Regions from separate parts of the Homo sapiens genome. Here region 2 is linked to region 1. The links are chromatin contacts, found by Hi-C or POLR2A ChIA-PET in ENCODE. All regions are on one chromosome and are shown on one strand. The core of a region is the stretch at or near the end of the contact, and the rest is flanking DNA. Distances in the headings are between cores, read along the strand shown.

What was found. Hi-C counts contacts between places; a loop is a spot of excess contacts on that map. ChIA-PET counts read pairs that join two places held with the same protein, here RNA polymerase II (POLR2A). Pooled maps may share reads with other maps.
Region 2: a loop to region 1 is called in a map of PC-3, with 4 times the contacts of the local background. The contact joins two enhancer-like sites. A Hi-C loop is called at or near these places in 2 of 168 maps with a recorded cell type or tissue (PC-3 and chondrocyte), 7 of 37 single-sample maps with no recorded cell type and 10 of 50 pooled maps. POLR2A ChIA-PET finds 5 or more read pairs at or near these places in 1 of 52 experiments (H1).

Annotation. Positions count from the first base shown.
Region 1 is chr4:158,853,098-158,855,947 of GRCh38, reverse strand. The region is part of intron 8 of FNIP2 (folliculin interacting protein 2); the gene reads right to left. Among named protein-coding and RNA genes, the nearest start is that of FNIP2, 85 kb to the right of the region's middle. Within about 2 kb of position 1,506, at least 2 of the 41 ENCODE cell types and tissues checked have a DNase peak (open chromatin) inside an H3K27ac peak, as active enhancers do.
Region 2 is chr4:159,389,581-159,392,753 of GRCh38, reverse strand. No RefSeq gene overlaps it. Among named protein-coding and RNA genes, the nearest start is that of MIR3688-1, 260 kb to the right of the region's middle. RefSeq lists a silencer at 1,831-2,031. Within about 2 kb of position 1,898, at least 3 of the 41 ENCODE cell types and tissues checked have a DNase peak (open chromatin) inside an H3K27ac peak, as active enhancers do.

The DNA.
Region 1 (2,850 bases), core at 257-2,756:
CTGTGACTATCATCCCTGCTACCTTTAACTCTCTTAGGAAGGACATTTTTAATTACCATGAATTTTCTGTCAAAGCCAGAAGCAATCATAGTGTTTGGTACCCACTATTCTCCTGTCTCTAGCATAAAAAACTAATTTTCCCAACCACATATCTGCCAAAAGGGAGAGATCAACTACAAATCCTTTAAATGAAGGGATCTTAGGCCGGGTGCAGTGGCTCACGCCTGTAATCCCAGCACTTTGGGAGGCCGAGGTGGGAGGATCACGAGGTCAAGAGATCGAGACCATCCTGGCCAACATGGTGAAACTCCGTCTCTACTAAAAATACAAAAATTAGCTGGGCATGGTGGCACACGCCTGTAATCCCAGGTACTCAGGAGGCTGAGGCAGGGGAACCGCTTGAACCCGGGAAGCAGAGGTTGCAGTGAGCTGAGATTGCACCATTGCACTCCAGCCTGGTGACAGAGTGAGATTCCCGTCTCAAAAAAAAAGGGATCTTCACGGGCACAGTAATCAATTCAAAACGTCTGCCACACTCATGTTCTCGGTGTTCAGCAGTACTCTATTAAGGGCTGGCTGCATGGGCATGCGACCCCACACGCACAGCGTCCCCCCTCTCACAAGGGCCCCAGGCTTCATTTAATGTTCTGTGATTACCATTTTGAATTTTAAATAATTTTATCTTTGGACTTTTGTGCTGTAAGTGAAGTTTAATGGGACAATGAAGCATGTGTTCGGATGAAGTCTAATGAGACAATGAAGCTCAGAAAAGGATACCCCAAAGTATGACACTTTGGTATGCTGAGTACTTTGAACTGAAGGACAGGGGCTCAAAAGCAAGACCTTGCTTTTCTGACCTTATTCTGCCCTTCCTTCTCCTACTCCTCTTTCTCCCCAAAGGCATAGAAACTAAGATTCCTGTTCCCCAAGGTAAATCAAAAAAACATGAGCCTCTTTTTTCCCCAAAGCTAACTGTAAAACCTATTATAGAAATACTATTCTAACTTTCTCCCACCTTTGTAAGTGCTGGTCACAAATAATTTCTCTGACCTACCTTGCCTGAAAATAGATCATAAGACCCTCCCATTTCGGAGGGGTCTTACCCTCTACCTGGGAGGAAGGAATGCCATACAGAGAGGTCAAAAAGAATTCCGACAAGACAGGTCCTGCTGGGTTTTCCTGCTTAAGTCTATTACCATTAGATCATATTTCTTTGTCCAATCACATTTCTACATGGCAGTCCATTCTGTGTTGAACTTAAGCATAAAAATACAGTTTTCCTTGGGTCCCTCAATCTTCATGTCTGAAGGCTCCATGTCATGTGAAACTTTGACTAAATAAAATTGTTATGTTTCTCTCTTGTTAACCTGTATTTGTTACAGGAGCCATGACCCTTATGATGGGGAGGGCACGGATGAACTCAGAACCCAGGGCTTGCAGCCCAGACACCGAGCAACTGGCCCGGCAGTCAGGCACATACCCATAAGCCTGGGGCAGGACACGGTGTTAGAAGACTCTAAAGCGGCACTGCCAGGTCTTGGACCCACACTAATGGCTGTGACTGTGGTGACAACAGAAGCTGCAGTAGCCATGGTTGTGGGTGATAGGGGAGAGGAGAGAGGAGGGACTCTGGTAGCTCCAGGAACCAGGGTGGGAGGCCAGTTTGCCCATCAGTCACCGGAGCCTGTCCCTATAGAGTCTGCACAGATATTTAACTCTATGACCTGAGCACCAGGACAGTAAATTATCACAAAGTAAAAGCCTACATGGGGACATTGCAATAAAGAATATCAGGGAGTTATTATAATTCTGCAGAGAGTTTAGTCTCTGTTTTTGAAAACTGCTGCAACACTGCAAAGTAAATATTCATAGGCATAGAAATAGAAATTGAATGTAAAGATTGTTATACTGGACAAAAAAATACACTGTTTTCATATGAAGCTTCAGATGAACAAATTATTAAAGAGGAAGGCCATTTTAAAATTAATTTTTCCTTGTAATTGAGGACACAGTGATAGAATGCATAAACAGGCTTTTTGAATTATATATAACTCATGAGAACATTTTTAGTTTCTTGTAAGATCTCCACAAGTTACAGGAAATGTCAGAAGAAATATTAAAATAAGCTTGTATAAATTTACATCTAAAATTAAATTCAGACTTACTCAAAATGGATTTGTGTGAAGAATTAAATCTTTTAAAAAACTGTTTAACAAGAATCATCTGATCCAGATGTACTAAAATTTACATCTTGAAAGTTTATCAAAAATTTATCCATAACCATCATTCTGAGCAAACTATCGCAAGGACAGAAAACCAAACACCGCATGTTCTCACTCATAGGTGGGCACTGAACAATGTCCCCACTTGGACACAGGGTGGGGAACATCACACACCGGCGCCTGTCGTGGGGTAGGGGGATGGGGGAGGGATAGCATTAGGAGATATACCTAATGTAAATGACAAGTTAATGGGTGCAGCACACCAACATGGCACATGTATACATATGTAACAAACCTGCACGTTGTGCACATGTACCTTAGAACTTAAAGTATAATAATAATAAAAAAAATTTATCCAGATGTTGTCATAGTCCATAAAGCTATGTAAGACTGCATCAGCAGAAAGATCCTTCTCCAAGTAAAAAATTATCAAAAATTATTTGCCACCTTGCATTTGCCAGGAGTGACTATCACTTTCAATTATATCCACTGAAAGCCAAGTTGCTAAAACTATAAACTTTGATGACTAAACAAATGTATTTGCAGAAAAGGCTTACAACACAAGATATCACATAATGATATTATAATATAAAATTATGACATCAAAAATATTATGTTTGGAATTTAT
Region 2 (3,173 bases), core at 649-3,148, 540 kb before region 1:
TTGCTTGAGTCCAGGAATTCGAGACCAACCTGGGAAACATGGCAAGACCCCCTATCTCTTAAAAAGTTCTTTGAAAACATAAGACAGCCTTAAAAGAGCTTGTGCAGTCATCTGCTTTTTTTTTTTTTTTTTTTTTTTTTGAGACGGAGTCTCGCTCTGTCGCCCAGGCTGTTGTGTAGTGGCGCGATCTCCGCTCACTGCAAGCTCCGCCTCCCGGGTTCACGCCATTCTCCTGCCTCAGCCTCCCGAGTAGCCTGGACCACAGGCGCCCACCACCATGCCCGGCTAATTTTTTGTATCTTTAGTAGAGACGGGGTTTCACCGTGTTAGTCAGGATGGTCTCGATCTGCTGACCTTGTGATCCGCCTGCCTCGGCCTCCCAAAGTTCTAGGACCACAAGTCATCTGCTTTATAAAGAAAAATAACTTCCAGGCCAGGCGCAGTGGCTCACACCTGTGATCCCAGCATTTTAGGAGGCCAAGGCGGGCAGATCACCTGAGGTCAGAAGTTTGAGACCAGCCTGACCAACATGGAGAAACCCCGTCTCTACTAAAAGTACAAAATTAGCCGGGCATGGTGATGCGTGCCTGTAATCCCAGCTACTCAGGAGGCTGAGGCAGGAGAATCGCTTGAACCCAGGAGGCAAAGGTTGCAGTGAGCCGAAATAGCACCCTTGCACTCCAGCCTGGGCAACAAGAGCAAAACAGAAAGACAGACAGACAGAAAGAAAGAGAAAGAAAGCAAGAGACAGAAAAGAAAGAAAAGAAAAGAGGGAAAGAAAGAGAAAGAAAAGAAAAAGAAAGAAAGGAGGAAAGGAAGAAAGCAAGCAAGCAAGCCTCCAAACTGAATCTGAATTAGAGAGTTTCCCCTATTGCCCAGAAATCATGGGTGCCAGAGCAACTTCAAGGAAAACTATGCAACCTTTCTGGGCCTAGTAGTTCAAACTTAAATCATTCACAAAACAGTCATTAGGAGTACAGGCTCTGAAGCTAGCCGGGCTGGGTTCTCATTCTGCCTCCACCACTTTCTAACTGCACCCTTGGCAAATTGCTTACCCCACCTGGTGCCTCCGTTTTCTCGTGAAAAATGGAGAGAAAAATATCTACCTTACAGGCTGTGAGAAATCAGCCTGTTGCCACATGTAACATGCTTAGAACGGTGCCTGACACACTTGAGAAAAGCCTCAACATATATGAGTTGTTACTGTTCATGTCCATATTTATGGAGGCTACATAGAGTTGGGATTTTACATAGATTTGGGATATTTTACATAGACTTGCGATTTTACATTGATTTGGGATGTCAGCATATCACCTACTAAAGTACTCAGAATATTCATGGTGTAGAAATAGGCTGTATTTTTTTTTTTTTTTTGAGATGGAGTCTCACTCTGTTGCCCAGGCTGGAGTGCAGCGGCGCGATCTGGGCTCACTGCAAGCTCCGCCTCCCGGGTTCACGCCATTTTCCTGCCTCAGCCTCCTGAGTAGCTGGGACTACAGGCGCCCGTCACCATGCCCGGCGAAGTTTTTGTATTTTTTAGTAGAGACTGGGTTTCACCATGTTAACCAGTGTGTGTGGAATTGGTGGGTTCTTGGTCTCAATGACTTCAAGAATGAAGCTGCGGACCCTTGCAGTGAGTGTTACAGTTCTTAAAGGTGGTGTGTCCGGAGTTTGTTCCTCTGATGTTCGGACGTGTTCGGAGTTTCTTCCTTCTGGAGGGTTCGTGGTCTCGCTGGCTTCAGGAGTGAAGCTGCAGACCTTTGCGGTGAGTGCTACAGCTCTTAAGGCGACGTGTCTGGAGTTGTTCGTTCCTCCCGTCCAGAATTGTTCATTCCTCCCGGTGGGTTCGTGGTCTGGCTGGCCTCAGGAAGGAAGCTGCATACCTTCGCAGTGAGTGTTACAACTCATAAAAGCTGGCACCAACCCAAAGAGTGAGTAGCAGCAAGATTTATTGCTAAGAGAGAAAGAACAAAACTTCCACATTGTGGAAGAGGACCCGGGTTGTCCTGCTGGCTCAGGCAGCCTTATTTTATTCCCTTATCTGACCCTACCTATATCTTGCTGATTGGCCCATTTTACAGAGAGCTGATTGGTCCGTTTTGACAGGGTGCTGATTGGTGTGTTTACAAACCTTGAGCTAGACACAGAGTGCTGATTGGTGCATTTACAATCCTTTAGCTAGACACAAAAGTTCTCCAAGTCCCCACTAGATTAGCTAGACACAGAGCACTGATTGGTGCGTTTACAAACCTTTAGCTAGACACAGAGTGCTGATTGGTGCATTTACAATCCTCCAGCTAGACATAAAAGTTCTCCAAGTCCCCACTGGACTCAGGAGCCCAGCTGGCTTTGCCTAGTGGATCCCGTGCCTGGGCCATGGGCGGAGCTGCCCGCCAGTCCTGTGCCGTGTGCCCGCACTCCTCAGCCCTTGGGTGGTCGACGGGACCAGGCGCCATTGGAGCAGGGGGTGGCCACGGGGTGGGGGGTGGGGGGGCGGGGGGGCAGGGCTCGGGTATGGCTCGGGCATGGCAGGCTGCAGGTCACGAGCTCTGCCCCGTGGGGAGGTGGCTGAGGCCTGGTGAAAATTCAAGTGCAGCACGGGTGGGCCGGCAGTGCTGGGGGACCCGGCCCACCCTCCGCAGCTGCTGGCCCGGGTGCTAAGCCCCTCACTGCCCAGGGCCGGGTGGCACCAGCCGGCTGCTCCGAGTGTGGGGCCCGCTGAGCCCGTGCCCACCTGGAACTCGCACTGGCCTGCAAGCACCACACGCAGCCCCGGTTCCCGCCCACACTTCTCTCTCCACACCTTCCCGCAAGCAGAGGGAGCTGGCTCCGGCCTCCGCCAGCACAGAGACGGGCTCCCACAGGGCAGTGGCAGGCTGAAGGGCTCCTCAAGTGCAGCCACAGTGGGCACTGAGGCCGAGGAGGCGCTGAGAGCAAGCGAGGGCCGCCAGCACGCTGTCACCTCTCATCAGGATGGTCTTGATCTCCTGACCTTCTGATCCGCCCACCTCGGCCTCCAAAAGTGCTGGGATTACAGGCGTGAGCCACCGCGCCCGGCGGAAATAGGTTGTATTTCTATAGTCTGAGATACCCATAGTTCTGTGCAATTCTGGGCTCACAAAAACTGTTATTTAGTTAAACTAGAAAACCATAGTAACTCTCAAAGTCTCTCA